Linked DNA regions of Mus musculus: region 1 is linked to region 2. The links are chromatin loops, found by intact Hi-C in ENCODE. Cell type or tissue: heart. All regions are shown on one strand. Links, peaks and the distances in the headings refer to the core of each region. The heading gives the core; the rest is flanking DNA.

Region 1 (16,901 bases), core at 3,475-11,474, 110 kb before region 2:
GCTTTCAGCAGCCTGCTCCTGCTAGCATGACTGTTTGCTGTCTCTTTCAGCCATTATGGGCTCTAGCCTTCTGGAATCATAAGCCAAAAAAACCTAGCCAATCAACCAACCAACCACCACCATCATCACCACCACCACCAACAACAAAAACTCTCCTTCTTTAACAGCCTTGGTCATGGTGTTTTATCGGCAACAGAAAAGGAACTAACACAGCCCTGTTCCAGAAGATATTTTGGGAAGATACTTACTGGTGGAGTTGCTGCGTGTCCTTTGGTGGCAAGCTTTAGGAAACAGGAAGCTGCTACTTTGTGCTTCTGGTTTTCCAGACTTTTCTTTAGAGGAAGTTGAAGAAGATTCCTGTGAAAACAGTTCCCATCTTTTTATACAGCAAGTTAGAGTTGACAAGTATGCTTAGCTTAATGGGCTGTTGGCATGGACCAGAGAAATACTTGTTGATTTGCCTCTATCTCTACTAAAGTAGCAGGCACTCTGAGACCTGGATTTAGGACCACTCGCAACCATTTATTCCTAGATACACATTCATTAAACTAAAAGGTAATTAACAATAGAAATTACATAAATATTAAACAAATGCACCAAATGCATATGTCAGGTTCTTCATTAGACATGAGGAATTCAGCAGTGATCACGACAGACAAGAGCTGACCTTGGATAACTGACACTTTAGTAAACAAAGGCTAACCATAAGCAAATATGAAAGATCACGACTGAGAAAGGCAGTGCTCTGATGTGGCTTGGAAAGTGGTGTGAACAGAGAGTGTGCTAGAGATAATGAGGGTGCTACACTGTCCTGAGATTCTACCAAAGACACTCACAAAATTATTGTTGAACATATATTATAGAGCTTTAGAATATTGAAACATCCATGCATTCTTCTGAGCATTGTAAATTTATTACATTACTGATTTCTAGTTGTCAGCACTTAATTTAGAACCTTAAAAGTCATATCAATTGTTTATGATTCTCTTTTATTTCTGTCTTACCATATTGAATGACATCACTTCTTTCATAGCAATGATTTTTTTTTGTATGAATAGTTTCTAGGGCTGGTGTAATCTATAAAATGCTTGCTGAGTAAGGATGAGGACTTAAGTTTGGATCCCTAGTACCATGTGAAAAGCCAGGTGCAGCCTAGTATGCCTGTGTCCATACTGGGGAAGCAGTGGCAGGAGGACCCCTGGAGCTCACTGGCCAGGTCTTGCTGAATCAGTGAGCTCTGGGTGCAGTTTGAGATCCTGTCTCCAAAAAATAAGGTGTAGAGTGAATAAGGAAGTGTTGACTTCTGATCTCTGCACATACAAAAGAGTATACACACACATAAACACAACACAGAGATCACACATACAACATACACCACACACACTCTCACAATACACACATATATGCACACACCACAAACACACATGCACATATACATGAACACCACACACACTACACATTCATATGCATACTCTCTCTCACACACACTCACAAACATACCCCACACATACTACACACACATCACATACACAACACACTTCACACACACTCACATACACGTTACACACACATACACTCACAGAGAGAGTGAGTCTCTATTATATTGAGTATGTTAAACAATATGGTTGGTCTCATTTCACTTTCATGGTGAAAGGAAATATGACTCTTCCTTGTGTGAGAGAAGACTCTGGAAAAGCTTGAATTTTTTTTTCATCTCCTTTCTCCAAGATATTAGAAGTGTATGGTGAGGCAGTCATGTTCTATTTTGTAACTTTACTAGCTATAAAAAACATTGGTTTAACCCGAAAAGCTAGACCCGGATTTAAAAGCATATCTCATGATGATGGTAGAGGACATCAAGAAGGACATTAATAACTCACTTAAAGAAATACAGGAGAACACTGCTAAACAGGTAGAAGACATTAAAGAGGAAGCACAAAAATCACTTAAAGAATTGCAGGAAAACACAAGCAAACAAGTGATGGAATTGAATAAAACCATCTAAGACCTAAAAAGGGAAGTAGACACAATAAAGAAACCCAAAGTGAGGCAACGCTGGAGATAGAAACCCTAGGAAAGAAATCTGGAACCATAGATGTGAGCATCAGCAACAGAATACAAGAGATGGAAGAGAGAATCTCAGGTGCAGAAGATTCCATAGAAAACATCGGCACAACAATCAAAGAAAATACAAAATTCAAAAAGATCCTAACTCAAAACATCCAGGAAATCCAGGACACAATGAGAAGACCAAACCTACGGATAATAGGAGTAGATGAGAATGAAGATTTTCAACTCAAAGGACCGGCAAATATCTTCAACAAAATTATAGAAGAGAACTTCCCAAACCTAAAGAAAGATGCCCTGAACATACAAGAAGCCTACAGAACTCCAAATACACTGGACCAGGAAAGAAATTCCTCCCGACACATAATAATCAGAACAACAAATGCACTAAATAAAGATAGAATATTAAAAGCAGTAAGGGAGAAAGGTCAAGTAACATATAAAGGCAAGCCTATCAGAATTACACCAGATTTTACACCAGAGACTATGAGAGCCATAAGGGCCTGGACAGATGTTATACAGACACTAAGAGAACACAAATTCCAGCCCAGGCTACTATACCCAGCCAAACTCTCAATTACCATAGATGGAGAAACCAAAGTATTCCACGACAAAACCAAATTCACACATTATCTTTCCACGAATCCAGCCCTTCAAAGGATAATAACGGAAAAAAACCAATACAAGGACGGAAAAAACGTCCTAGAAAAAGCAAGAAGGTAATCCCTCAACAAACCTAAAAGAAGACAGCCACAATAACAGAATGCCAACTTTAAGAACAAAAAATAATAGGAAGCAACAATTACTTTTCCTTAATATCTCTTAATATCAATGGACTCAACTCCCCAATAAAAAGACATAGACTAACAGATTGGCTATACAAACAGGACCCAACATTTTGCTGCTTACAGGAAACTCATCTCAGAGAAAAAGATAGACACTACCTCAGAATGAAAGGCTGGAAAACAAATTTCCAAGCAAATGGTAGGAAGAAACAAGCTGGAGTAGCCATCCTAATATCTAATTAAATCGACTTCCAACCCAAAGTCATCAAAAAAGACAAGGAAGGGCACTTCATACTCATCAAAGGTAAAATCCTCCAAGAGGAACTCTCAATTCTGAATATCTATGCTTCAAATACAAGGGCAACCACATTCATTAAAGACACTTTAGTAAAGCTCAAAGCACACATTGCACCTCACACAATAATAGTGGGAGACTTCAACACACCACTTTCACCAATGGACAGATCATGGAAACAGAAACTAAACAGGGACACAGTGAAACTAACAGAAGTTATGAAACAAATGGATCTGACAGATATCTACAGAATATTTTATCCTAAAACAAAAGGATATACCTTCTTCTCAGCACCTCATGGTACCTTCTCCAAAATTGACCACATAATTGGTCACAAAACAAGCCTCAACAGATACAAAAATATTGAAATTGTCCTATGCATCCTATCAGATCACCATGGACTAAGGCTGATCTTCAATAACAAAATAAATAATAGAAAGTCAACATTCACAAGGAAAATGAACAATACTCTTCTCAATGATACCTTGGTCAAGGAGGGAATAAAGAAAGAAATTAAGGACTTTTTGGAGTTTAATGAAAATGAAGCCACAACATACCTAAACTTATGGGACACAATGAAAGCATTTCTAAGAGGGAAACTCATAGCTCTGAGTGCCTCCAAAAAGAAACTAGAGAGAGCACACATTAGCAGCTTGACAACACACCTAAAAGCTCTAGAACAAAAGGAAGCAAACTCACCCAAGAGGAGTAGACAGCAGGAAATAATCAAACTCAGGGGCGAAATCAACCAAGTGGAAACAAGAAGAACTATTCAAAGAATCAACCAATCGAGGAGCTGGTTCTTTGAGAAAATCAACAAGATAGATAAACCCTTAGCCAGACTCACTAGAGGGCACAGGGAAAGCATCCTAATTAACAAAATCAGAAATGAAAAGGGAGACATAACAACAGATCCTGAAGAAATCCAAAACACCATCAGATCCTTCTACAAAAGGCTATACTCAACAAAACTGGAAAACCTGGATGAAATGGACAAGTTTCTAGACAGATACCAGGTACCAAAGTTAAATCAAGATCAGGTTAATGATCTAAACAGTCCTATATCCCCTAAAGAAATAGAAGCAGTCATTAATAGTCTCCCAACCAAAAAAAAAAAAAAAACCAGGACCAGATGGGTTTAGTGCAGACTTCTATCAGACCTTCAAAAAAGATCTAATCCTGGTTCTTCATAAACTATTCCACAAAATAGAAACAGAAGCTACTCTAACCAACTCATTCTATGAAGCCACAATTATTCTGATACCTAAACCACAGAAAGACCCAACAAAGATAGAGAACTTCAGACCAATTTCCCTTATGAATATAGATGCAAAATTTCTCAATAAAGTTCTCGCTAACCGAATCCAAGAACACATCAAAACAATCATCCATCCTGACCAAGTAGGTTTCATCCCAGGAATGCAAGGATGGTTCAATATACGGAAATCCATCAGTGTGATCCAGTATATAAACAAACTCAAAGACAAAAACCACATGATCATCTCCCTAGATGCGGAGAAAGCATTTGACAAAATCCAACACCCATTCATGATAAAAGTCTTGGAAAGATCAGGAATTCAAGGCCCATACCTAACCATGATAAAAGCAATCTACAGCAAACCAGTAGCCAACATCAAAGTAAATGGGGAGAAGCTGGAAGAAATCCCACTAAAATCAGGGACTAGACAGGACTGTCCACTCTCTCCCTACCTATTCAACATTGTACTTGAAGTCCTAGCCAGAGCAATTAGACAACAAAAGGAGATCAAGGGGATAAAAATTGGAAAGGAAGAAGTCAAAATATCACTGTTTGCAGATGATATGATAGTATATATAAGTGACCCTAAAAATTCCACCAGAGAACTCCTAAGCCTGATAAACAGCTTCAGTGAAGTAGCTGGATATAAAATTAACTCAAACAAGTCAATGGCCTTTCTGTACACAAAGGATAAACAGGCTGAGAAAGAAATTAGGGAAACAAAACCCTTCTCAATAGTCACAAATAATATAAAATACCTTGGCATGACTCTAACTAAGGAAGTGAAAGATCTGTATGATAAGAACTTCAAGTCTCTGAAGAAAGAAATTAAAGAAGATCTCAGAAGTTGGAAAGATCTCCCATGCTCATGGATTGGCAGGATCAATATAGTAAAGAAGGCTATCTTGCCAAAAGCAATCTACAGATTCAATGCAATCCCCATCAAAATTCCAACTCAATTCTTCATTGAATTAGAAAATGCAATCTGCAAATTCATATGGAATAACAAAACACCTAGGATAGCAAAAACTCTTCTCAAGGATAAAAGAACCTCTGGTGGAATCACCATGCCTGACCTAAAGCTGTACTACAGAGCAATTGTGATAAAAACTGTATGGTACTGGTATAGCGACAGACAAGTAGACCAATGGAACAGAAGTGAAGACCCTGAGATGAACCCACACACCTATGGTCACCTGATCTTTGACAAGGGAGCTAAAACCATCCAGTGGAAAAAAGACAGCATTTTAACAAATGGTGCTGGCACAACTGGCGGTTATCATGTAGAAGAATTCAAATTGATCCATTCCTATCTCCTTGTACTAAGGTCAAATCTAAGTGGATTAAGGAACTCCACATAAAACCAGAGACACTGAAACTTACAGAGGAGAAAGTAGGGAAAAGCCTCGAAGATATGGGTACAGGGGAAAAATTCCTGAATAGAACAGCAATGGCTTGTGCTCTAAGATCGAGAATCGACAAATGGGAACTCATAAAGTTGCAAAGCTTCTGCAAGGCAAAAGACACCATCAATAAGACAAAAAGACCACCAACAGATTGGGAAAGGATCTTTACCTATCCTAAATCAGATAGGGGACTAATATCCAACATATATAAAGAACTCAAGAAGGTGGACTTCAGAAAATCAAATAACCCCATTAAAAATTGGGGCTCAGAACTGAACAAAGAATTCTCACCTGAGGAATACCGAATGGCAGAGAAGCACCTGAAAAAATGTTCAACATCCTTAATCATCAGGGAAATGCAAATCAAAACAACCCTGAGATTCCACCTCACACCAGTCAGAATGGCTAAGATCAAAAATTCAGGTGACACCAGATGCTGGCGAGGATGTGGAGAAAGAGGAAGACTCTTCCACTGTTGGTGGGATTGCAGGCTTGTACAACCACTCTGGAAATCAGTCTGGTGGTTCCTCAGAAAATTAGACATAGTACTACCGGAGGTTCCAGCAATACCTCTCCTGGGCATATATTCAGAAGATGTTCCAACCGGTAAGAAGGACACATGCTCTACTATTGTCATAGCAGCCTTACTTATAATAGCCAGAAGCTGGAAAGAACCCAGATGCCCCTCAACAAAGGAATAGATACAGAAAATGTGGTACATTTACACAATGGAGTACTACTCAGCTATTAAAAAGAATGAATTTATGAAATTGCTAGGCAAGTGGATGGACCTAGAGGGCATCATCCTGAGTGAGGTAACACAATCACAAAGGAACTCACACAATATGTACTCACTGATAAGTGGATATTAGCCCCAAAACTTAGGATACCCAAGATATAAGATACAATTTGCTAAACGCATGAAACTCAAGAAGAACGAAGACCAAAGTGTGGACACTGCCCATTCTTAGAATTGGGAACAAAACACCCATGGAAGGAGTTACAGAGACAAAGTTTGGAGCTGTGACAAAAGGATGGACCATCTAGAGACTCCCTTATCCAGGGATCTATCCCATAATCAGCTTCCAAATGCTGACACCATTGCATATACTAGCAAGATTTTGCTGAAAGGACCCAGATATAGCTGTCTCTTGTGAGGCTTTGCCGGGGCCTAGCAAACACAGAAGTGGATGCTCACAGTCAGCTATTGGATGGATCACAGGGCCCCCAATGGAGGAGCTAGAGAAAGTACCCAAGGAGCTGAAGGGAACTGCAACCTTATAGGTGGAACAACATTATGAACTAACCAGTACCCCGGAGCTCTTGACTCTAGCTGCATATGTATCAAAAGATGGCCTAGTTGGCCATCACTGGAAAGAGAGGCACATTGGACTTGCAAACTTTATATGCCCCAGTACAGGGGAATTCCAGGGCCAAAAAGTGAGGGTGGGTGGGTGGGAGGGTATGGGGGACTTTTGGCATAGCATTGCAAATGTATATGAGGAAAATACCTAATAAAAAAAAGAAAAAAACATTGGTTTAATCAGTTACTTCCACAACAGTGCATGCATGCACACACACAAGCACACACATGTTGGGGGTGGTGTGGGTGTGTTTCAGGGAACCTATAGATGGGAAACTCGGTAAACAAAAGCATATCTGTGGGCTGTTGAATTTGAATGGCTTGGTAAATGACCTTTGGATATTTTTCACTGGATGTGAAAGCTGTAGCTATAGAGAGCTTAGGGATTTGGGGTCAGGCACTTAGTACTGCCCTGTGCTGGAGACCCCTATTCTATCTAACATAATTACCTGTCTGAGAAGGCAGCTATGGAAGGGCCTGGTTAATTACATGTGCCAAGTGGTACACATTCTCCAACATCTGAAGAGAGGAAGCCCCCCTCTGTCCTGCCTCGAACTCTCACTTGGTGCCTCTTAATCAGCACCCTGTCCCCAACAGCAGGCCAGCTCTGAAGATACTGCTCCCATCTGCCCCATTTATTTCAAAGCTTTCCTCTGCTGTGCCATTGGTGGCAGGCTACTGAGCCTCCCTGAATTCAAGTCCACCTGCATTACATGGCATACAGAGATCTCTCACAGGTGCCAGAGCACAGTTAAGCTCCGTCCATTGGCTGCTGTTCTATTTCTCTTGAATTTTGAAAGAATTTTCTGCAACTAGTGGAGTTAACCTGGCGGGATTTGTAAGCAGTATGGACCCAGAAGTCCAGTAACAGCCTTAAAAACTAAAGCTATATCCTTTCTGACACAAGAAACCACAAATCAATTCCCTTTTATTTCCTGTGAAAGTCAATGTGAAAATCAGAGATTAAGTCTGGGCAGACGCCTAGGCTGTCATTTTTCTATCGAGCAGCAGATGGCGCTGTGTTAACCTGAGCAAGATTACCAATCTTTAACTGTGCTAATATGGGAAATTGTTCAATAGCTATGAAAGCTGTGATTATATACAATAGTAAGTTTGATTTGGTTAAATTCTTAAGGCTCTGATTTCCAAAATTAAGTATATGAACTCTTTCTTTGAGCATATTAGAATATCTCACCTAATATCCAAGAGATACTTTTTTTATTACAACAGTCAGGTAAGGTCATGTCCCAACTCTAATGTGAAGACTCCTCTCCAGTATCAGCTCCATTTCATGCATGCTATTGGGACAATGTATATTAATGTGGCTTTGGGACCTTTGCAGGCCCACTAGGCATGGGAAATAACTACCCATCCAAGGGTGACCCTTATTCTTGAAGCACAATTGAGGTGTGTATTCAGACTGTATATTTCCACTTCTAACTGTCTAATAATATGAAAGTAAAGAGAAAATGGTATACACATGAGACACAGCACACTAAACTCATCTTAAAATAATGTTTAAAAGTTTTTACTGTGACTGTACTTGTGTTATCTATACATTTTTAAATACTTTATAATAGTCTAACCACAGAATATAAAAAATACAGTAAAAAGAACTACATATAGATGCACCGAACTAGCAAGATCATTCACAAATTTTGCTAAAACTTACTATGTACTGGGCCCTCTTCCTAGTTGTGAGAATACACAATAGGCAAGACATGACATACAAGACTCAGCTCTCATGAATTAGCAAAAATGTACTTGAATGATGAAATGATATCTACTTTTTCCTTTCTTTTCCTTTGTCTGGAGTATGTGTATGTTCTTGCATGGGTATGTGTATGTTCTTGCATGGGTATGTGTATGTTCTTGCATGGGTATGTGTGTGTTCTTGCATGGGTGTGTGTATGTTCTTGTATGGGTATGTGTGTGTTCTTGCATGGGTATGTGTATGTTCTTGCATGGGTATGTGTGTGTTCTTGCATGGGGTATGTGTATGTTCTTGCATGGGTATGTGTATGTTCTTATATGGGTATGTGTATGTTCTTGCATGGGTATGTGTATGTTCTTGCATGGGGTGTGTGTATGTTCTTGCATGGGTATGTGTATGTTCTTGCATGGGTATGTGTGTGTTTTTGCATGGGTATGTGTGTGTTCTTGCATGGGTATGTGTATGTTCTTGCATGGGTATGTGTATGTTCTTGCTTGGGTGTGTGTGTGTTCTTGCATGGGTATGTGTATGTTCTTGCATGGGTATGTGTATGTTCTTGCATGGGTATGTGTGTGTTCTTGCATGGGTATGTGTATGTTCTTGCTTGGGTATGTGTGTGTTCTTGCTTGGGTATGTGTATGTTCTTGCATGGGTGTGTGTGTGTTCTTGCTTGGGTATGTGTATGTTCTTGCATGGGTATGTGTATGTTCTTGCATAGGCAGGTGTATGTGGAGGCACCTGTCTAACTCTTCAGTGCTGGATTACAAATTCCCATCACTAAGCCCTAAATTCTGCTTTTTATTTTTTTCTTAATGTAGGTTCTGGGGATTTGAGCTAAAGTCCTCCTGCATATACAGCAAGTTCTTTGGGGGCAGCTATTTCTCCCAGTACCTTTTCCCCCTTTTAAGACAGAGTCTCCTGTAGCCCAGCCTGACCTTGAACTCAGTATGGAGAGGATAACCATTCACTTCTGATCCTCCTGAGTACTGGGATTATAGGACCCAGCCACCACACCCAGCTTAACAGTAGATGTTTGTTACATTGTAATCAGGCCCAAGCTAAATCATTAACATGATATTTATTTCAACTGTTAACAATAGTAGAATCTTTTTTTCTTATAAAAATCCCTTATCTAAAATAGAAATTGTTGGCTAGTCAGATGAAGGTGGCAGAAAAATCACAGGAAACAGAACAAACCATTCCCTTCCCACCTGGATGAGAGGGCAGGGGCTCTGTTAACCTGAGGGAATCTTTCTCTGAGATTTTCAGTGTTGGTTGAAGAAGGCCTGATCCAGAAGAAGCCATCTTGATCCCTCATGGGACTCCATTAATCCCTGGAGCACATTCCTGTCTCATGACTTTGCTCTCCAGGGCAGTGAGACCATTTATTTGGGCCCTCCTGCCTTACCACTCCATATCCCCCAAACAAAGCCATCTCCGATGTAAGTCTCATGGCAGTTGATCTTTTCCCTCAGCAATGTGAGCAGACTGTAAGCTCCAAAAAGCTGCACCTAATGAGGGCCCTGACAGTAAGCATCTGCATAATTGTGGGAAAACTCTTTAGCCTGGTGTGGCTGGAACGTCTCCTTAGATACCACTGTGGCGGACGTAGAAACACACCGATGGATGAAGATCAGACTTTAGTGGCAATGTTGCGTCACTGAGGAAAAAAATTGCAACCTAAAAGTTCCTGAAACAAGGCAATGCACATGTTTTTAGACGTTCTGTGTCTGGAACACCAATGCCACAGTATTCTTATGTGCTCTGAGTTTATTTCATTGCCAAGCTGGAGGCTGAGTAGATGGGTCAGTTGATAAAGTGTTCTTTGTGTGAGATGATAACCTGAGTTTAATCTCTGACACCCACAAAAATGTCTGGCATGATGGTGAACTAATCTCAGCACTGGCGATGTAGACACACAAAGATCTCTAGGGTTCACTGGCTGCCCAGTCTAGCCTAATAGGCAATCTCCAGGCTAATATCATAGCCGGCATTCAAGGAGGTAGAATTTGTAAGGATGACACTCAAGTTTGTCCTCAAACCTCTCTCTCTCTCTCTCTCTCTCTCTCTCTCTCTCTCTCTCTCTCTCTCTCTCTCTGTGTGTGTGTGTGTGTGTGTGTGTGTGTGTGTGTGTGTGTACCCATGTATGCGCACATGAGTATGTATACTCTGTCACAAGAATTTTATTTTAAAAGAAGAAGCTAGAGAGATGGTGCAGCAGTTTAGAACACTGGCTAAACTCCTCCAGAGAACTGGGGTTCAGTTCCCTGCATCCACATGGCAGCTGACAACCATTTGTAACTCTAGTTCCAGGGGACCCAATACCTTCTTACATCACTGTTTCCTCTGGTTTCCATGGGTAACACATGCATGTGGTGCACAGATACACATACAGGCAAAACATACACACACACACACATAATAAATCTCAAACAAGTTGTTGTTTTTTTTTAAGATGTCAAACTTGGTGACCTCCTCACCAGAATTGTGTGAGGAGGTGGAGGGTGGGTCCTGAAGCCTGCAGAGCTGACTTCCTCATGGCTCCGAACTTGCTGTATCATTGCTCGGGGCTCGGTTTCCTTCTCTCTAGACTGAGAAATGTGCTAACCAAACCTTGCCATCACTTACAGCTCTGTACTTTTGAGTGATGATTTTGAGAGACGGTTACGTTTAAAGCCTCCAGGCTGCCTCTTTTTCTGAAATGATCACATATCAGAAAATGATTCATGGGAATCAAACTGCTTCCCTTGGCTCCCAGAGGAGCCTGACCACTCTTGGACAAGCATGTCCTGGGTGGGGCAGCTTCTCATGAAAGGAGTCTCTGTAGGATCCCTGAGAGCAGTTCCACAGAGGCCTCCCTCGGCAGCACACAGAACAGGATTCTTCTGTTCTTGCTCCCAAGGTGGGGCTTCTCTCCATGCTGAGGCTTTGTCACTGAGGTTAAGGGGCTAACAAAGTCATTGGAACACACTTATCCTTGTTTTCATCAGAGACTGAGAGCATGGCAGCAGTTCTGTAGGCAACACGCCCCACTATTACCTAGACCTCCATCTCTGTGCCAACCAGTCCTCGTGGGACCAAATGGCCTTGGCCAAAAAAGTCTTTTTCAACATTAATATTAGCCATATTGCTTTTAGGGACCAACAGCCCTAAACTCTAAAACTGGAAAGCTACATAGTTCCCATGGAATAAGAGGGTGACCCCAGGATGATGGCAACGAATTCTAGGGCATTGTGTCTTACAAACAAAACAATAGGCTCCTACAGATTGGCTGTGGGGCAACTACCTAGTCAAAAGGAAGATGTTGCATATCTGCTAGTCTCCAGGGGAAGTGACAAACACACCCAAGCCTTCCCTTTGATGTTCACCCCCTTATCCACAACATGACCACTGTCACCATGTCCTAACTCCATCTTCTCATGCCTCTTCAGCATGCCCATTCTTGCTCCTGTCCCAGTACAAGGTCCTGGCTCAGGTCAGCCTGCTACCGTGGTATTTGATGCCTTGAAAAGAATCATTCTAACAAATGATACTTGGAAAGACATATTTCTACATAAAGGAACTGGACTTCTTTCTCACACCATATACACAAAGTAATTCACAACAGTCCTATGTCTATAAGAAAGAGGGTTATGATGTGGGGTTCCCTCAGATGCAGCACTCACAGCAACTCCATTCAAAAGAGAACAGAAAAGTTTCCAATGTGGAGGAATGCAGCCAGCAAGCTCCAGAAGTGTCAGTCTTTTCAGTGAGGTCAGCTAGCAGTCCACATGCAAAATGAGCTTTCCCGGTGGAGCAGTGGGACTTGTAAGCCTTGGGAGAAGTTTAGGCTCTGGACTTGTTTTCTCACACCATACATACAAAGTAGTTCAAAAATGGTTCTATGTCTCTAAGAAAGAGGCAGAGCAGTAAAACTCCAAGAAGAAAATCAGGCAAATGGAAATGTAGACCAAATCCTTTCCTGCCCTGAGTTGTCTTTGGTCCTGGAGTTTGTCATAGCAACAGAAAGGAAACAGAATAGTAGTCATGCCAGTCAAGGCCAAGGTGAGGTACTGCTTCATGCAAGCTACAAGGGCTAAAGTCACACCCTCACTCTTCCCACCAGCAGAGAGAAGATACTTGAGAAATGATCCGTAGGCTGGGGAGGTACCCCACTGGGAAAAATGTTTGCCTTGCAATACTAGCACCTAAATTCAGCCCCCAGCCTAGCATGGTGGCACACAGTTACAATTCCACTTCTGGGAAGGTGGCCATCCTTTTAGCAGCTCGATGGCCAGCCTGGACTACTCAGTGCGATCCTGCCTTAGAACACAAGGTGTTTTCTTTCATACCTGGATCCTAGCCTGAAATGTGTAAAAGTGCATATAAATCATTGTTAGCATGGGTACAGCTTACTAATTAGGAAAGTCAAGAGAGAGTGACGTTAGGTAATGGGAAAGTACAGAATACAGGTAAATGGGCACAAGAGTTGTGGGAGAAGATATAAAGCTAATACTTTTTTTTCTATTTTCAACTCCATCATAGTTTCTGTGGAGGGGAGGGGTCAGGTGATGACTAAGTGTATAAAGATGCAGTTGATAGTGAACATATAAAATCCTAATCCAAGAGCCACAGTTTCAGAATGGCCATTCTAAGGGTTCACCGAGATGAGTAGAGTTAGGAACTGAACAGGTCTTTGAGTGGCTACTCTAATCTAGCTGCGAGATATTTTTATTTTAGAGTTCACTGCAATAAAGTAATTTTATAATAAAATCAAAAGAAGAAAGCCATCAAAAGATAAATTCACCTGCAATGATAGATTACATTGTTTCACTACCACTGGGCCTGTCAGTAAAAACTGCAGATAAAACTACTTATATCATGCAAAACTCAGGCAGACTGTGTGGGCTTTCAGCCTTCATCCATCTACATTAGAATCATGGAGATATCACAGTATTGGGAATGGAAATGGGATGACTAAGTTCTTCAAATTCATTCCAGTGTTTTAATAAATGAGAACAACTCTAATAGCCTCTTCATGTCTACTAGTTAGTTGTTTCATTTGCATATTAAAATATTTTAATACATAAAAATGAGGTAGGTGGCACCTGAAAAATAACACCCCAAGCTAACCCCTAGCCTGTACATGAGTGTGCAAACAGGTGGGCCTGCATACACATACACAAGAATCTCCACATGTGTGAACACGTACATATATAACCATACATATACACGAAAATTTTGAGTCTCACACTAAAGGTAAAAATGTAAGGCAATGAAACTGATTTAGAAAACAGGCTGAAGATTTCTCAAAAAAAATGTTTTGTTGTGAATTTTCAAGATAGGTTCTCTTTTTGTGACTCTGCATGTCCTGTGACTCACTATGTAGAACAAGCTGGCAGAGCAATTTACCTGCCCCTGCCCCTGCCTCAGTGATAAGACTAAAGGCATGTACTACTATATACAGAATAATTTGTCAAAAAAATGAATACAGTATTATTTCACTCCTAGGTATACTTTAAAAAACTGAAAACATACACCCATGTAAAATTTCACACAAATGTTTAAAGAGGAAGTATTCATAGTATCCAAAAATAGAAAAGTACTCAGCGTTGATTAAGTGACAGATAGGTAGCTTGGTATATGCATACATTATAATATTATGTGTCAACTACAAGTGATTAAGCGATAATACAGTCTGCAATAAGATGACTGGAAGTGTCATAGTAATCAAAGTAAATCAGTGGAAAATATCACTTATGTGTGACTCCATTTATGAGATGTCCAGAACTATGCTGATAGGAATAGAGTAAGTATGATCATAGTCTCTGAAGCTCATGGTCTTATGGGAAACGGGGGTGTGACAGAGGGTGGGCTTTGGGGAATTTCTAAAACCTATGGGGTTTCTTTTGAGGTGGTAAATGGTTTTAAAGTTAGCAGTGATGATTGTACAATTCTACAGACATGCTGCTGAAACCACAGAATATTATTCACTTAATTATATGATATATGACCTGTATAATAAAACCATTCAAAGTGAGCCATAGTGGTATGTGCCTACAGTCCTAGAATTCAGGAGTCTAAGGCAGATGTTTTTAAAACCACCCATGAGTTCAAGACTAGCCTGTGTTTCATAGCAAGATCACATCCTATCTGTGATGGCCATCAAGAATCCTAGTATCCAGTCTCCAAGGAATATCAACCACTTCCCAAATGATTCTCAACTCTGTCTCTCCACATTCTCAGATATTATTGTAGGAAATAATTGTATAAAACACATGTGGATGTTGGTAGAAAGGTGCCCATCACCACACTTGTAAAACAGGAAACACTGGTAGGTGGGACATTAAAGGACAGGGGAGGATCATGCTTTCCCTGGTTTGGTGACCACTGACTGTGTTCCTTCAGCTAAAGCCAGGTAACTGTTTAACTGTTTTAAATGGGATAGAACCCTGTCTACGGAAAGGCACCACCATCATGCATAGGCAGCAGCTGGTGGCTGCACTAAAGGCTGTGGAGCAGCTTCTTTGCCCGGAGTCTTCTGTGGCTCTGAGCTTATTCGATGAGTGGCTGAATTTGGACGTTGCTGTTTGTAATCTAATGGGATACTACAGAGCAAGAGAGATCTCAGCTCCTTCCTAAGACCAGAGCCTAACAGGACATTCTCTTTGTATCAAGAGGATGATTCAAAGGATTATCTCCTTATTTTAAATATGGAGTAGAGTGGATCCATGCCATCCTGAGGTAGTGAAAGGAAATTATAGTCCGGATACAGCCCTGAATGGAAGCAGGGAGTCCCCGGAGAATTGACAACTACCAGTGAGCACTTGCAGGCGCTTTAGCCTAATTCATGCCACATGGACTCGCAACCCTCCAGACAAGAATTTGGTTAATTCTGCTCCAGGCTAATGATACCCCAGCTACCCCACCAAAGCAAATTTGAATCTTCTGTGAAGGCACCAGCACAGACTGTGCCTACAAAACACCCACAGAGAAAGTGATGGGACATAGGAGCCATCAGAGAAAACAGTTCAATGGAAACAAAGCTCCCCGGAGCATGCCATGATTAGAGAAAGCCAGGAGAACCACACACATGAAAGCCAGGCCTGCACACACTGCAAACTGCACAGTGGGCACAGCACACAATGAAAATTCGACAGGCTTTGTGCTTTAAAGACATCAAGGAAGTGATTAGAAGTTCAGAGGAGAAACAGAAAATTTCTCAGCAGGCTCAAAAAAAGAACTGAATAAATTAATACCCAGAAGTTAACAGGCTGAACAGGGTGTTTAGAGAGGACTGAAGGCAAGGGAACAGAGCTGGGGCATAGTTTTGAAAAATACCCAGATGGCAACACAAAGGTGTGGAAGATACTAATGAGAGCTTAAAACAAAATGTGACACAGTGACAAGTGTATGCATGCAACAAATTTCCATAATGAAGAGACCTGTGTCATCTGTCTATCTTCCATCACCTATCTCTTATCTATTATATATCTATCTATCCATCTATCCTCTGTCTATGTATCTATCTATCTAATACTTCACATGACATTGGTTGAGAGACATTAAACCATAAACTCATTTAACTTGGCAAACCCTAAGTAAAAGAAATAGAAATTAAAGCATAACAAAAAGTTTCTGAGAAAAAGTAAAATCCCCCAAACAAAAACTGAGCTATTTAGTTTTTAAAAGCGGTAGGCAAGATGGAGGAGATGGCTCAGTGCGTAAGAATACTTTCTGGGCAAGCATGAGGGCCTGAGCATGCATCTTAGCACTAAAGGGAAATGCCAGGCATGGCCATGTGTTCACCTCTAATCCCAGCATTTGGGGGGAGGGATAGAGACAGAAGGATTGCTGGGAGCTTAGCCACCATTCTAGCTCCAAGTTCAGTGAGAGACCCTGTCTCAAAAGAATAAAGAAGTTGAGGCACTGGCAAGAAAGCTCACCAATTAAAAGCACTGGCTGCTTTTACAGAGATCAAGGTTGAATTCCTAGCACCCACATGGTGCCTCACAACTGTCTACAACTCCAGTT
Region 2 (16,901 bases), core at 5,958-13,957:
CTCCCGAGTGCTGGGATTAAAGGCGTGCACCACCACGCCCGGCATGAAGTCGGTCGTTTTAAATTGCGATTGTACGTCTCTAAGGGTCCTGCGGATCATTTCCAAAACCTCAAGTCAATTTTTAGTAGACAATCGATTTTAAAAGAGCAAAGCCCGTCCTGTGCAACCTTTTCATAAATGACTTTTTTGGGGGGGAAGCTAACATTCCATCAAGAAGAATGCAAGCCAGCACTCTTGTGAGCATAAAGCAAGCATCCCATAACATTATTTGAAAAAAATCCTTCTTTGCTTCCAGACAGAATGTAAGCTTAATACTTTGTATCAAATCATCATAAAGCAAGCATTTTTTAACTGAACACAAATACCTACTTTTCCTGCTGTTGTCAACAAGCAGGCCAGTAAAGGGTCCTCAACATTCGCTAAGTAAGGTAGGCTCAGCGATCTGCGTGTCTCTGCCTCCCCAGTGCTGGGATAACAATTGTGTGCCACCACAAGCTACAAGTCTAAGCAGATACTCCCATGCTCTGAAGCTGAGCGTCTCTACCTCAAAATGGTGAAGGTGTTCCTGCCCATCGGGGCGATGGTCTGCACAGCACTCACACCACAGGGTATCTCTAAGTCATCACTAAGCTGCGCTTTAACTTCATCTGGGCTCATACACAGGCTCAGGTCTCCTCTCATAAACTTGCCAGCTTCCTCCCCCAGGACTTGGTCAGGATTCACAATGATCACTTTATCGCCATAGTGGACATATCCATCTTCCGATACCGAAAGCTGCATCTACAATTTTAATAGGAATTTTCCAATAAGCTACTCAATTCCTTAGCTGCTGGGGTCAAGATCCCTCCCAGGTGTATCTCCTTTCCTTCTCAGACTAGATCCATTTCAGTAAGGCCTCCCTTCCTCAGATCCTTGGTTAGCATCCTTCAAGCTCTTGATGACCCCCAAACAAGATCATGCGAAGCTGTTGGACTCTACATAGTTTACCGTTGTCAATTTATTCAATTCAATGTTATTAAACGTTTTTTTTTGCACAGCAGCTGAAAGGCACTTTACTTGTAAAAGCATTAATCCACCCCTTTATTAGAAAATGCAAACAATTAAGTAAACATAATTAAGGACAGACTTCCCTTAATCTAAATTCTAAATTTCTTAACCTAATCTTAACCCTTAATCTAAATTTCTAAAATCTAGAGGAATTTTAACACTATACTTTTTTATTAATTTTTTTAAAAGTTTCTAAATGGTTACTTTGTTCATAGAAATTTTCTTTGCCTAACTCACACTTAACTAGGCAGAATTTTGAAATTGGCATTGGAATTTGACATTACCGGTCTCAAAATGTTCTTCTTCACTCTTCTGTTTCTCTGAATAAGAAGTTCTCCTTTTTCCCTCTTCTCTAGGAAGTGTCTCATGCGCTCCTGGGGATGCAGAGACCGAGAAAAGGGGAGTCAGGGACAGAGCTGTTGCAGAGCACAGGTACTGATAGCTTTTTCCTCAGAAGCACTTCAAGTTCAAAGACAGTTCAAGGACACAAAAGGAAACGTGATCGCTCTGGGGATGGCAAAAATGTCAGTAGGCAGCACGTCATGGGGGCAGAGGCAGGGGCGGGGAGCAGGAGATGAAAAGAGAAATGCATAAGGAAGGGAAGGATAGGACCCCTGTGCTTATCTCGTCCAGAAACAATCAGGAGTGATATATAGGAGGTCAGCAGTCTCTACTGGGGTCCTCCTGACTTGGGTGAGAATGTGAAAAGCCCAGGCCTCTCCATATGTTTGTAACCCAGAACCTTTCCAGGACCTGAGAGTGTCACAAACCTAGTGAGGGCCAGAGGGCCCGGGAGGCGGCAAGCTGTTCTTGCTCTGGGTTCAGGAAATGTGGAGCGGGACATTCAGTGAGCATGGGTGCTCAGAGACAGCAGGTGAACTACCTCGGGTAGCAAAGGTGCACAGGGGGGGTGGGGGCAGTAGATGAAGATGGGTGATAGGATGCTAAATGCTCAGCAGAGAGAGAACATGCAGGATAGCAGGATAGGGTCTGGGATCCTAGGGATGCGAGAGGACAGGAGTCTGCGCACCTCCTCCAAATAGACATCTTCGTTCCAGTTGCCCATCCGCACTCCAGGACCATACACGTTCTGCGCCATCGCCCCTTGCTCTCTTGAAAGCCAGCTCCAGCCTCCACTGACACTCAGAGTTAGCGTGCTTCGTTGCCATGACGACCAGGCAGTTGCCAGTTGCCAGTTGGTCAAGATCTCTTTGGCTGGCCAATAAGTGACAGCATACTAGACCCACGCCCCCTCCAGCTCGCCCTGCCCCTCCCACCACTGCCACTGTCTCAGATGACTAGCACTCAAAGCAGATCTGGGAAACCCCTGACGGGGGACACTGTTCCAAATGTTCCCTAGGCGGAGAAATTTTTGAAACTTTTTTTCTGTTGTTTTTTGGGGGAGAGTTTGGTTTTTAAGTTAGGGTCTGGATACATACCCTAGGCTGGCCTTGAACTTATGATGTAACACAGTCAGGTCTTGCGCTGGAGATCTTCTTGACTCACAGGTGTGCAGCCTACAACTGGCATAAAATATTGAGTTGTTCTTGTTGATGTTTGGTTTTGTATTTTGTTTGTTTGTTTGTCTTGTTTGCTTTTTAAACTAAAATCTAAGTTAAAGTGCTGTGGAACCCGAGTGCCCCTAGCTTTTCTGTGGAAGCTTGGTTCAACTCCAGCCTATTTTCCTAATCACTGTCAGCAGCAATTTCACAAAACATCACCCCTTTACTGTAGACGCTGGAAAACCTAAACACAAAAAGAGGGGCATTGCCGAAACCTCACAGCTTCCAAAGGAAGAAACTACTGTGTTAGCATATATTAATGTGTATATCTATTTCTGTGACAGTCTGTATTTTCACAAATTTTATAGCAACCCTCCCTTCCCATGTCCAAACACAAAGACAAACCTGCAATTTACAGGCACTCCTGATATTAAAAAAAAATTTTTTTTAATTTAAAAAAGTTTGTGTAGCCAACATTTCCTAAAGAGGATATTGTGTTATGAGTGGGGTGAACAGGCAGTTAGGTAGTACCACCTGCTGCTGGCTGCTGGCTGCTGGCTGCTAGCTGAATACATTCATTAATCAGTCCCCCAGTGTGCAGAGTCTCCCACCCCAAGCAAGAAGTGGAAGGTGAGAGCCAAACCCAGTCTATCAAGGGAAGCCAGATGCTGAAAACAAATTACTTCAGAAGACTGTAATACACACAGGTCACTGAAGATGTGATGAAAGACAGACTGGGAGAGCTGATGGATGAATCATTCCTGTCATGGGGACTATGAGAATGACAACTGAGCAAAACCTGGGGTAGTGGGGAGGTGTCCTTGTCGACCTGGAAGGACCTGAGCCGGAGGCTGAAGCATAAGACACAAAAGTAGGAATATTCTGCTCCTCTCTGGCTCCACTGCCTGCCCCTCCAGCACCACACACACTCTCAGGTGCTTCTGAAGGTGCTAAGTCAGGCATTCTGTTGGATCAGACAGGAGTCACTCAGAATATGTGATAGACTGGAGACCGACTCAGAGAAGCTAGCAGCATCCCTAGGTTCAAACTGCTAAACCCAGCCTTGTAGCATGCAGTGAACAATAGACAGCATGTGTAATTGCTCATACAGGAACATAATAATCTAAAAGCAAGCTGCTGTCTGGTGATGTCATGGCAGCGCCATCAAGTCACCAAGCAGCCCTCACATGCTTTTGGCGACGCTGGTATAAAAGAGAAAACCCTGTGTGACATCTGCTGAACAAAAGCAGGCCACACACAATTACAGATGGCACATTAGGCTCAGAGTGACACTAGATGACTATGTTACTGGCTTATTATTTACTACAGGGTGCTTTGGCCCCCGTTTGAAAAGGTGTGTCTCCTATTGATTACAGGGTACTATAAAGCAGTGTGTGGGGTTCTCTTGGAAGCAATCTCCTGCAGCTCACACTGGGACATCTCCAGACTGTCTCATTTGCTCTTACTCTCTTCTGCTCACTATCACCCAAAGCGCTCAAAGCCAATACTGATGTTGGAGAGGAACTCGCATGCAATAATTGATCTGGAAACAAAGTACAAAGCGATTTTTTTTCCAAAACCCACGTCTATTATGGTTATTCCTCACCGTGAATCAATCATGTCCAGATCCACTGCAGCTGGTATTTAAGAACATGAAAAAGATCAGAGATCTGGGAGGGCCAATAGCAGATACGGAGGAACTTTAAGACTTTGACTGGAAGGCTCCGCAAATGATGTTTGCATGATGAGGCATTCACTTGATAGTATGGCCCTCAGAAGGAGCCTTGCTCTAACCAGGTGTGCTGGAACACATCTGTAATCCCAGTACTCGCCCTGTGGAGGCAGAAGGATCAGGAGTTCAAGGTCATCCTCAAACATAAAGTAAGTTTGAGGTCAGCCTGGGCCCTGCAAAAATTACCTTCAATAGGCATAGGGGTTGCTGGAAAGATGGCTCTGTAGTTAAGAGTAAGCACCATTCTGGCAAAGGGCTAGAGTTAGTTCTCAGCACCCATGTTGAGTGGCTCCCATCTGCCTGTAACTCCAGTACCAGGGAATCTGACAACTCTGACCTCTATCAGACACTGTACTCATGTGCACATACCTACACTCATACCCGTATGTGCACATAGTTTTAAAAAAATATTTTAAATTCCTGTTGGGAAGTAGAGGCAGACAGATCTCTGTGAGCTGGACACCAGCCTGATCTATTTAGCAAATTAGGGCTATACAATGAGATCATATTTCAACACACACACACACACACACAGAGAGAGAGAGAGAGAGAGAGAGAGGGAGAGAGAGAGAGAGAAAGAGTTCTGTTTCACAAAGCAAAGATTCTATATGCCGATTTCTGACTTTAAAGTCAATGTTGCTCCCCTTAAGCATTTCCATGTTCCCCATAGGCTGGGTGTTAAACAAGGAGGCCTTGAGGGAATTGAAACTGGACCTCTCTCTCATAGGCAACAGCCAATAAAATAAGAACTAAAAGAGCAGAACTTTACTTACCCATCAGAAGAATGGGACCTGAGCACTATTTCCCACCCTGGAAGGAGATGAGACATCCTAAACTGCCTAGAAAGTTACTAAAGGATAACTTTTTAAAATAGACTCTAAGAGCCTTAAATCTTACAAGATTACTTGACATCAGGGAGATATCTTCCAAAGAACAAAGACGTACCATTCCTCCTTCCTGTGGGAGTCACTCGAAGAGGTCTGTCAATCACTTGGACAAGAAAAAGTCCCTCAGGCTCTTTTTGAGTTTATAAAATATTTTGTGTGTGTGTGTGTGTGTGTGTGTGTGTGTGTGTGTGTGTGTGTGTGTGTGTGTGTGATTACAATATTTTTCATTTACATTCCTTTAAAACCCTCAAAACCAAGATGTAAACTGATTTATTCACTCATGGCTGGCCCTGTGTGGATGACTAAATCTGTCTCTGGCTCCCACACCCTCTGCTTTACAACTGTGACTTTGACATAAAGCAGCCATACACTACAAAAAGTATTTGCTATTTTTTTTTTCATGATTTTGATGAAGCATAGGAAACTTCCATTGGAATCTTTTGTTACTTACTTGTAAAACATCTGGTAGAAAAAAAAAAAAAAAAGAAAAAAGCCACAGAAACACTTGAAAAGATTCATGTTCAGGGAAAAGAAGTGGGACAAAGTTCAGACACTGGGAAAGAGAACCAGGAGACAGGCATTAAAGATAGATTGTAGACTCCCTTACTGGATGTGGATGAAATGCAGTGCAGCCCGGTGTCACACTGAGAAAGCCAGGTAAGACAGCTTTCCCACTTGACATACAAGCACTGTTGTCTCTGGGCATCAGAATTCTCATTGGTAGAAATGGGAGAAGGTTACTAGACTGCCAGCACTCTGGAAGGTGGGGCCAAAATAATCTGCAATGTGTTAATAGATGCAAAGGAGAACGAATTAGGTTGGCAAGTAAATTGAAGGTAGGAAATAAGTAGGATTCTTAATCACAGAGCTTCTCAGAGTCTTGGGTGCAAGACATGTCCTGGAAATCTATGGCCAAGCTAAAAAGCATGCAACCGAGCCCACATTCACTTCAACATGAAATCTGTTTCTCAGGATCATCTTGTAAACTCAGTAGTTTAAGAAGCACTGACTAGGGCTGGAGAGATGGCTCGGTGTTTAAGAGCACTGACTGTTCTTCTAGAAGTCCTGAGTTCAATTCCAAGAAATTGCATGGTGGCTCACAACTGTCTATAATGGGATCGGATGCCCTCTTCTGGTGTGTCTGAAGACAGCGACAGTGCACTCACACACACACATAAATAATTGTGAAGAGGAAGGAGGAGCACTGACTATACTTGAGATATAGTTTTGGGGTTTTTGGGTGTTTTTGGTTTTGTTTTGTTTTTTGTTGAGTAGCCCAGGCTAGCTTCATGGAAAAGAGAAGGATGACCTTGAACTTCTGATCCATCTGCCTTTACCTCAAGAGTGCTGGGATTCCAGGCATACGCCATCACCACATGAGGGGCACAATGCTGGGGACTGGATACAGGATTTAGTGTGTGCTAGGAAGTGCTCCACCAATTGAGCTAAATCCCCAACCCACAGATTTTCTTTTGAGACTTTCAGCTCTTTGGGAAGCCCCAAACTGGAGCTTAGAAATCTTCCTGCATCTAATTCCTAAGTCCTGGGACGGCAGATGGATCCGGGTCTCACTCAGCCCATTGCCTTGAAACAATTTCAAAGAAAGAACACTGCTTTTTGCCAGACCAACACCACCATGAACACTGTTGTACTGCAACCCATTAGGCTAACCTGGGTCACCACAGTGCTGTGCAGGACCAGCTCCCAGGCACAGTGCCTACAGGTGTGCATGGAACATACGGTCAGCACCAGCTACTCCATCACATCCAAGGTGAAAGATGCAGTGCACGAGAGTGATGTGCCCACCTTGCTGGAGTCAGAACGGAGGCTAGAACTTGGGCTGGATCCGAGGTACCCATTCACTTGGCCCATGGGATGGACCACAACTGTTAAATAATAAGGAGTTTGAATTGTAGTTGTAGTGAGACAGAGTTCTTCATCTCTCGGAAGACAGGAAGCAGAGATGGGAAGGGACCCAGACAAGGCCTATCTTCCCTTGGGACATCTCTAGTAACCTGCATCCTCTGACTAGGCTCATCTAACTTCTACCTTCCAAAATAACACTACAACCCAGGAGCTGAGCTTAATAGGGGCCAGTTTACATTCAAACTATAATGCAAACGGTTTTGAAGCTCAAAGAACATGGTGATAGAAAAAGAATAAGATTTGAATACAAAGAAGCAGGAATAACAAAAAAAGGGGAAAAAAAAAGAAAAAATAGAATTTCTTTCAGGCAGAGAAGCAGAGTAAAGGCAGGCTCAGAAGAAAAGAGAGGCCAGAAATCCTTGCAGGGTGAAATAAGTAAAATTAAAGGGAGCAGACAGGTAAAGGTAAAAGGCCTCTGCCATCAAGGCCTATGGCTCCTCTTCTACAGGCAGTAGGAACTTTCTCAAAAAAAGCTGATGCAGGATAGATTCCAGCTGTGGAAATCTGCTGTGGCTCTGGGCTGTTGGTAGATTTAAGGCAGACATGTCAGGAAAGCTGTTAGGAGACACCAGGAAGAAGGAACGCCATGTTCATGGAGCACTAGTAGTAAGGACAGAGCAGTAGACGTGAATGAGAAAAGAATCAAGTTAACATCTGGAGATTGTGGGAAGCTGTGTATTTAGCTGAGACTCATGGTATATGGTATCCTGTGCTTTACCCTGGGCAAACAGGTAAATAAGAGACTCCTGCTCTCTGTCTTTGTAGATAGTAAGAAGGAGGAGGCCCTTCTGCACAGTGATGGCAGGCTAGGGGTAGGGGATGGGCACAGGGAAAGCATTTCTAAATGGAAGTTGACTTCCTACTCAAGAGTCCTTTGATACAGAAGGCAAGGTACCAAAAATGGTCCTACTCTAACCAAATGACATCATTTTCTTTCATGCTGCACCCAACCAGGGCATCTATTCCCACCCTAAACAAAAGAACATGTGATGCTGACATAGCAGAAAAGTCTTCCAAGTTTTTATGTCGCCATCTGGTTTTCCCTCCTGTTTTCATTAGACTCCTACAGGAGAGAACACCACATGAATACCATATATCTCCCCTGAGCCAGACATGACTCTCCCAGAGCCTAGATCCACCCCCAGGAATAGCTACATTCCCTTGGATTCTTTCATCTCAAACCTGGCCTTCTAGCACTCAGTCTTGGGTGCCCTCTTCAATGCGATCATCTCATGTCCCACTCGCTTCTCCACACTCTGACGTCTTGACCTCAGATGAACCATATTGCTGCCCATCTCCTTACCTTCCTCACTACCAGCAAAAGAGGGTGGGCCCTGTGAAGAGGAAGCCTGTTGTTTTCCACAACACCCTGGTGGCTTTGGAAATCCAAGGGCAGGTTCAGCTTTGGAAGCAGGGACTAAAAGAAGACAAATGTCTTTGCCTAGGAGAACAGGACAAAAACATGTTTCCCACTTAGAAGGGAGGTTGACTCTGCGGAAAGAGCTGATCCCCAGAGCAGGGGATCTGAGAGGCCAGAAGCCTGCTGGAGACTCACCGACGTCCTTGAGAGGACTCTGGCTTTTAGCCAGCATGAAGGTGGAGCTTCAGGCCTGTCTTCTGGGATCAGAGAGGCCCCAGAGCTACAGAGGAACAGTGTCTTCTAAATCATTGAAAATGTATTTCAAACTTCTTTTTCCCCCTATTCAAGCAGAGGCGAGGCAAACCTGAATTGCATACAAGAAATAGATATATTATAATTAGGCGGTGGTGTTATGGTTTGCCTCAAATGAGTTGAGATAGAAACTTCAATCTTATCACAGTGAAGAGTCATCAGGGCCTGCAGCACAGTATAGATACATGGGCCAATCTGAGCCTCTGGAGCCATGCTGTAGAACTGGGCAACGGAAAGCCACATGCTTCTCCCGATGAGCAACGGAGGCTAGGGTGACTCGCATGCAGCTCAGAGTTTGCTCCCTCAGCGAACCCCAGTTTCACAGAAATGCCTCTGTCTCCCACCAACCCACTCATCCCACCTCCCTGGTCAAGAAACCTAGTCTTTATTGCTTCACAAAAATATAAGTATTTCATACATAGATGGTCACATTCACTATGTAGTAAAGATAAGCTGTTGATTCCATTCTCTCTCCTCCTCCTCCACCACCACCATCATCACCATCACTATTATTTAGATACAGAATTTCTAAGTGTTGGGCATACAGGGCCTTCGTTCGTGTGTTTACAGAGCTGTGAGGTGCTTACAGAGCTCTAGGGTAGTAGCTGAACAAGGGTATCAGAGACTCAGTTCCCCAGACAGCGTGCTTTTCCTCTTCCCTTAGTCTAGTAGGAAAAGCTAGGGTTTGCTTTACTTCACTGACAAATACAGAGAAGTTCTGGGAAGTGCCCAAGGCATCCTAAGAGCCAGAACTGAAACTCAAGAGTGAAGGGGGGGGGGGGAGAGAAAACAGGAAAATGTGGCTTTCTATTTTCATAGCAATCACAGACCTCAGGCACATTAGTGTGTAGTTTTCAGTCTGGTATTGTTACTACTCTAGTTTTGTGTCTTAAATCCCTGACTCTGAGTCAGGTGTCCTTGACTCAAGGGGCAGAACTTACCTGCACTGTGACGTTGAGTAAAGTCACAAACTCTGGTTCTGTTGCCTCATGTGTAAAGTAAGATATGTGAAAACCTGTGTCTTGTGGTTGTTGGGATCTGTGTGTCAGGAGGTGTGTGAAACACCTTGGCACAGCAGCTGCTTCTGCTTGTTGTTATGAAGACACTGCGTCTGGGCAAGCACAGGTGCCAGGGTTCTCCTCACAGCTACCTGGCACCTCACGCCGCAGATGCTTGCAGCTTCTAGATGTCTGTGTTGGACGCTCCTTGGTGTAGTCTCAACCAAAAGTCAGCTAAGCGGAACCAGGTCTTTCCTGAGTCTTCAGAAATAGATTTGATTTCATAATTGGACAATTCTGCCCTCTTGTGACAAATCATAGATATAGCGTGTTATCCCTAAACAAAACTCCAGGGCAGGACTGAGGAAAGCTTCAGGACTGCTTGCCGGGTCCCACTTGGAGAGGGCTCATAAGGCCCCACTTCTCCTTAAGGCTCTATAGGCATTTGGTAGTTGTTAGGGAAATGGGATTCAATAGGCCTATCCTCTCCCAAAAGATCTATAAGAAGAAGTGGTTGCTGGGAGAATGGAGAGGCACCCATGCTCCTGTATATAAACCCATATGCATGTCCCTGTGAGGAATCCCAGTGGAAATCATTGGGTCACTCCATCCCCAGAAGAGGACATGAGAGTATAAAGGGGACTAGTTGAGAAGGGGAAGGGGATCGGTGAGATGGGGGAAAGAGGACAAGGGAAGATAACAGAAGAGGAATATGATCACATACTATACATGCATGAATGGAAATGTCATCGTGAAACCATTATGTTTAATGCATAATTAATTTATGCTTATTTTTAAAGAAAAGGAGACTCCAGTTTACAAGTGTGTCTCTATTTCCAAATGGTGTGTCTGAAACTAATGGTCCCTCGCCCTGAAGAACACTGAGATGGAAGCCAGCTGCATATCAGAGATGTTGATAGGTTATTTGCCTAGCATACATGGATCCCTGAGTATAATCCCCAGCACCACAGAAAACTGGGTTGGTAGTTCATGCTTGTAATCCCAGAACAAGAAGGATAGAGGCAAGGAGATGCAGAAGCCAAAGTCTTCGTTGCCTATTCAGTGAGTTATTTAGTGTAGTCAATACCTAGTCTCAAAACACACACGCGCGCGCGCACACACACACTCGCGCACATGCACATGTACACGCACACACATTTATAAAATGACTGTTTAATTGTCTCAGGTTCCTCTCCTGTAAATAATATTTCATTGCATGCTCTAAGAGAAGCCAAGTCTGAGAGGTCACTATCAACCTCACTGTTTCTTCTCTTAGAATTTATCTCTTCAATACCCTTCCTCCTGTAACTTATTCTCAGGCATCAAAACCATCTTCAAAGTCCAGTACCCTCCACATCTCTAGACTGGATTCAGCTAGTTGGCCTCATTGCCTGGTGCTTTGTATTTTTTCTGGGGGAAAAAAAAAATCCCCGTTCAGGGCAATGTTTTCTCCGCAGGGATCAGGGCCCTTGTGTGAGCCCCAGTTGCACCTTCTGTCCCATTGACACTATTTGTAGAACTGTGGCTAGTTCACAGCGGGTGATTCAAAGCACATGTTACACCTAGAAATTACTCAGCTTCCTTCTTTGAAGCTTTCTTGGGTCCAACTGCAGTACAGTACGTGCTGTTTTTCCACAACTCCAGTCACTGTTGTTCACTGAAGGTGCATAGCTACCCACCCACCAAACATTGGGGCTGGCTTCAACATGGGCTTGATCTTTTGCCTGTTCTGGCTACCTGAGCCTCAGTAAGCCTTTAAGTACCTGTTCTGAGTCCTGAATGCTGGTGTCAAATGGATCTCAATTTCCCCAGTACCATTGCTTGAGTGACAGGATTCTCTATTACCCTCATATACAAGGCTCAAAATGAGGCTTGGGGGTCATGTGGGTCCCAGATGAATTTCTGTCCTCCAGCCTCTGCAAACCAGCTTCCCCAGTGTGACATTAATCTACACTGTCAACCTGACTGAATTAAGGAATGCATAGGGCATTAGCAAGTGCGTCTCCAATGACATTTTGAAAGAAAAAAAAAAAAACTCAGTGAGAGTAGAATTGTTGAGCATGTGAACAGTGGCATTCTGTGGATGAGGGTCCTGAAGGGAGAAAGTGGGTACCCAACTCCCAACTCATCTGCCTACATGAGGGGTAAGCAGCCTAGTGTTAATAGCAACACAATGGAAAGCCACTCCTGACACCATGCTGGACTGAGCTTCTAACTATGAGCCAGAATAGACTCTTCCCACCTGATGTTGTTTCTTGTTTGGTTACATGTTATATTATTTCATTTCAAACCAGGGGTCTCTTCCCCACCTTTTATCACTTGGTTCCCAGATAAAAAGACATGCAATCTTTATATCCATAATAAACCTTAATTGGCACTAGAGCTGGGGAGATATCTATCTATCCTCCAAGCTATTAGAATCTACTTCTGCATGACAGCCCCAAATTATAACTTGATATATTCCATCTGGGCTGCTCTTAACTCCAATTGGCCAGCCCTCATGGCCATGTTTTTATAACTCACCTACATGGCATCTCTCCTCCCTCTTCTCTCTCTTCCTTCTAGTGGTCTCCTCAGAACCCAAGTCTGGAAACCCAAATCCCGCCTACCTCTCTTCTGCCCAGCTATTGGCTATAGGCATCATTATTCACCAATCAGGCCACTAAAGAGGGTTCCATCTTCATGGTCTTATATAAAGCTTGATTATCTCCCAAAAGCTTTTCCTTCCTCCAAATTCAATTACACAGAGAAAAAGACTTTAACATATGGAGGTGGAGGAGACAGACAGGTCCAGCCCCAAGCAACCTGTTCTGATAGGATACAATGAAAGGAGATGGTCTGGCCAGACTCAGATGCAATAAAGAACCTTTAGTTCCATATGTACATGGTTTATAAGCAGAGGGAACTGACAAAGAAGGCTTTGAAAAGACAGCTTTTGATTTGGTTAATGACCGAGGTTCTTGGACTTCATTTGTAGCATCCATAGCCATCCCTAACTCCAGTTCCTGGGAATCTTCTGGCAGACCCATTAGCCTGGCCTCCTTGGCAAAGTTCATCCTGGCCAGTGAAAAGATCTTATCGAAGAAGAAGAAGAAGAAGAAGAAGAAGGAGGAGGAGGAGGAGGAGGAGGAGGAGGAGGAGGAGGAGGGGGAGGGGGAGGGGGAGGGGGAGGGGGAGGAGGAGGAGGAGGAGGAGGAGGAGAAGAAGAAGGAGAAGAAGAAGAAGAAGAAGAAGAAGAAGAAGAAGAAGAAGAAGAAGAAGAAGAAGAAGAAGAAGAAGAAGAAGAAGAAGAAGAAGAAGAAGAAGAAGAAGAAGAAGAAGAAGAAGTAGTAGAAGTAGTAGTGGTGGTGGATGGTACCTGAGGGCCAACAATCATCTTGTCCTCTGACCTCCACTCATGGACCTGCATATACATATGCATACTCATACCTGTTTGTGTAATTTTTAAAAACACGCTTCTACCTTCTCAGGTGGTCTGCCCGTGCTCTCGGCTTTGCTCTGAGATCAGCAGCCACCAATTCCACTCAGCTCCACCAACAGCCAGTTGGTCATTTTTCCCTCTTTCTTCTCCGGCCCACCTCAGTGCCACAGACAGTTTTATTTTTTTATTATTTTTACTTTTTATTTTATTGTTATTTTAAAACTATCTAGATAACTCAATGACTAGTTGAAGAATTTCCTGCACTAATCTTATTAACTAGCTATCTCCATTCTCCCTGCTCACAGCAGAGGCTACAAATTCTAGGGGCCCCAAGGCCTACATGTCTGCAGCTTCCTCTCTCCAAAGCCTGGTCTGAATTTCTCTATGTCCCAGAAGTCCCACCTTCTTCCCTTCACCTAGCAATTGGCTTCTGCCTCCTTTATTGACACAATCAAGAACCAATTAAGGAATTGACACTTCCCTCTACACATACCCACATGTGCACACATGAACACACACACAGGTACACACACACACACACACAGGTACACACACACATAGAAGATATACTACATGTTTATAGTTTTTACAAAGATTAGATAAAAACTCCACATGTAAAATGTCCCAAGAATCTCCTGAATCTGCCTTGTCAGTTCTGCCCTAAACAAGGAAAATAGTTCCCTTAAATCTATCTTGTGTGGTTTGTGGCTGTAATAGTGGTGTATTTAGTACCAGAAGAACCAGAGTGGCCACGACGCCTGTCCCAGTCCTTTTACTCTCAACCTGTTCACTATTGTTCTTCTGTTCTCTGGAGGGGCCACAAATCCCACTGTTTCATTCACCTGAGCTTTCTAGTCTTCAAGGCCAGTCTACACTCTCAAGTGTTCTTGAAATTCAACTCTGAAATCCTGTCTTATACCCAAGCCCTAAAAGCCACCAACTTCTTACCAGCTGGTCCTCTTGGATCTGATGATACTTACCATAATTTTAACAAACTTCGGTTTTAAAAAGGCTTAGATATAAGACATTTAGAACAAATTCTTCTATGCATTTTCCCTCAGGTTATGAGTTGCAATAACTATCCTTCTAGAACCTTTCACTTAGGCTCAGAAGGGAGCTCTGTTTTACTCTTGGCTATGTTACATCCTTTATCACAGCCAGTGTTGCACTTGTAGGAAAGAATGTCTTCCTCGCAGCTCCTGGCTCCCCTCACTTATCTCCCTCTACTTTTCAAGTCAGGGCAATCTGACCTCATGTCCTGCCCCCATTGTTTTTCACTGCATGTGACTCATGCACACCTGCCACGGACATCAGTTGGGAGCGAGGCTAAACTCTATCACTACCCTTCTGATGAGATGCTCATTTGTCTAGAAAAGTCTCGAATCTGATGTCCCATGACACATTGAAGTCACAATTCTCTGTCTTTAAAAACTTGTGCGTAAGTTCCAGGTTTCAGAACATGTGTTCTCGACAGGAAATACACATCAACTCCTTGTCACAAAATATGGTGGAAATGTCTGGGTGTGGTGAGGCAGACCTTTAAACCCAACACTTGGGAGGCAGGGGCAGGCAGATCTCTGAATTGAGGTCAGCCTGATTCACAGAGAGAATCTCAGGACAGCCAAGACAACATAGAAAGACTCTGTTTCAGAAAAACAAACAAACAAACAAACAAACAAAAACAGAAACAAATGAACCAATGGAATAGCAACAGCAGATTCTGCCTGCAAATATTCCATCTTTTCTGTTCTTAGATCTGCCTCCACTCCCTTGCTTGCCCCAGTAAAAGGAGCTTGGGATATCAAGATGACTGCCTTGGGAGGGAATCTGGGGCACCTGAACAGGAATGGGGAAGACAGAGTATGAGGCTCACTAGAAGCCACAATCAAAAAACCCTTTTCTGAAAAGTCAAAGTTATCTCTGTCACACGCACATCCCTACCCACTCGTAACAAAAGATCAGTCCACTTTGGTGTGCAAGGCTCTTGAGCTCCATCTCTGTTCGCCTGCCTCTTCTGCTAAAAGGTTCTGGATCCTTGCTGCCTTCAGAGAAGCTGCCAGCATTTCTGCAGGCTAAAAGCTCCCACCAATGGAGCTTTCAGCATTCGATTAAACATCAAAACCTTCATTGTCCACGTTGGCATCATCTGCTCCTTTCCTGTTTGAAACAACATCTAGTGTTCATTTCTTCTCTAAGAACCTGCCTATAAGATACTGGATGAAGGGAATTCGGAAACCAGCTCTATCACTTGCAGGCTAGGTGACTTTGTACGTTCTTTTCCTCCTCCATCCCTCTGCTTTCTTAGCTGGAAATAGAGATTGTACGGATGCCTACTTCACTCCTTCACTTCAACTGTTAAATGCCTTAAGGCCTGTGAGTGGATCTGAGCAATGCTGGGTTCATCCTGAGTGCTCAGAGTTGCCTCGGCTTTCTTTGCAATGATGTACTTCTCTGGGATTCAGTCCTCTAATGACCATGCTGCCATGGGGTTGACACTTTTAATCTTTCAAATCCATAAGTGCCCGGGCCTGGCAAACCTGAATTAACCTTCCTTTAGCTGCCGCCGCTCCCTTCACTTCAGGGTGTTCTGTGCTTATAGAATTTCCATACTGTATTCAACCTGAAAGACAAAGTTCTTCCCTACCAAATTATTGTCCAGTTTAATGACCTAGGGCCAACTTGACTTCTGATCCCATCTCCTGTCTTTTTTTTCTTTTTGAGATTTTATTTATTTATTATATGTAAGTACACTGTAGCTGTCTTCAGATCTCATTATGGATCGTTGTGAGCCACTATGCGGTTGCTGAGATTTGAACTCAGGACCTCCAGAAGAGCAGTCGGTGCTCTTATCCGCTGAGCCATCTCACCAGCAACCCCATCTCCTGTCTTACGATTTAAGCCCTGGGTCTTGAGATATCTGTAAACTATGCCAGGGTCCCTTGTGTTTTTCTACCAAGGACGAAAGCCTGTCCCTGTCCTCAGCAATCAAAAAAAAAAAAATCTATCAAATTGCTGGGACCCAATTTTCTGATTGAGTTTTTATAGTACAGTATGGATCACCTTCCTCTAAGTTTCCTGCAAGAGATCTTGTACAGCTACTGGCCTAGAAAACCTGAACTTGGCCGCATCTCAACACTTTCTCTGACCCAGTTCTAACCCATCAACTCAGGGAGATCACAGCCAGTCTTCCTGATCCTTTCCCTGTGTGCGAATATTGTAGGCCCATTATTACTTGTGCTAAATAAACCTGGACTTCTTGGCACACTTCTCCTGCCATGTGGCAGAGTCATTTGTTGGCTCAGTTCGGGAGCATGGCGAGACTCAGTAGCAATGGGATGCCAGTCTCACCCTAGTGTTCCAGATGGTACTTGCCGCCCCCAAGTGTGCCTGCAGAGCTACAAAACCTTTTGCCAAGGAAGGGAGCCTTGGTGTGGCCTACAACAACACAGTGAGGTCAGTTGGTCAGGTGCATACTTCAGATTCCTGGAACCGATCCAGTCATTGTCTCCACGCTGAGCTTCGGAGGGTGCCACTGCTCATTAATCAGCATCCCACAGCATCCCTGCCAGAAGAAGCAAGGACAAGCAGAGGCACTGAGAAAGATCAGGGGACAGCTCCAGGGGGATCTGCGAGAGGACCAGTAGTTCCTGGCTCTTCCATTATGAATGTGTGGCCATGGGCTAGCAAGTTACTGTTGCCCAGAGTCCCCAGAATCA

The links. Hi-C counts contacts between places; a loop is a spot of excess contacts. Peaks named below come from ENCODE experiments on the same cell type or tissue, not always from the same donor. Only the 100,000 strongest peaks of a DNase experiment are listed, where the experiment ranks them.
Region 1: it touches region 2 in a loop (6-fold over the local background); 9 of 42 quality-filtered maps call a loop at or near these places.

What each region holds. Positions count from the first base shown.
Region 1 is chr7:83,687,837-83,704,737 of GRCm38, forward strand. It overlaps Il16 (interleukin 16), which reads right to left. Exons shown (of 19, transcript NM_001360087.1): 3 at 249-357. Among named protein-coding and RNA genes, the nearest start is that of Il16, 36 kb to the right of the region's middle. In heart, for the core only: a CTCF peak has its summit at 8,183 (motif pointing right); no DNase peak of the experiment used is centred there.
Region 2 is chr7:83,792,665-83,809,565 of GRCm38, forward strand. It overlaps Cfap161 (cilia and flagella associated protein 161), which reads right to left and starts at 2,175. Exons shown (of 7, transcript NM_029335.3): 1 at 2,078-2,175; 2 at 1,332-1,421; 3 at 545-780. The coding sequence starts at 2,146. In heart, for the core only: a CTCF peak has its summit at 10,108 (motif pointing left); a DNase peak (open chromatin) is centred at 9,917; H3K27ac peaks cover 946 bases.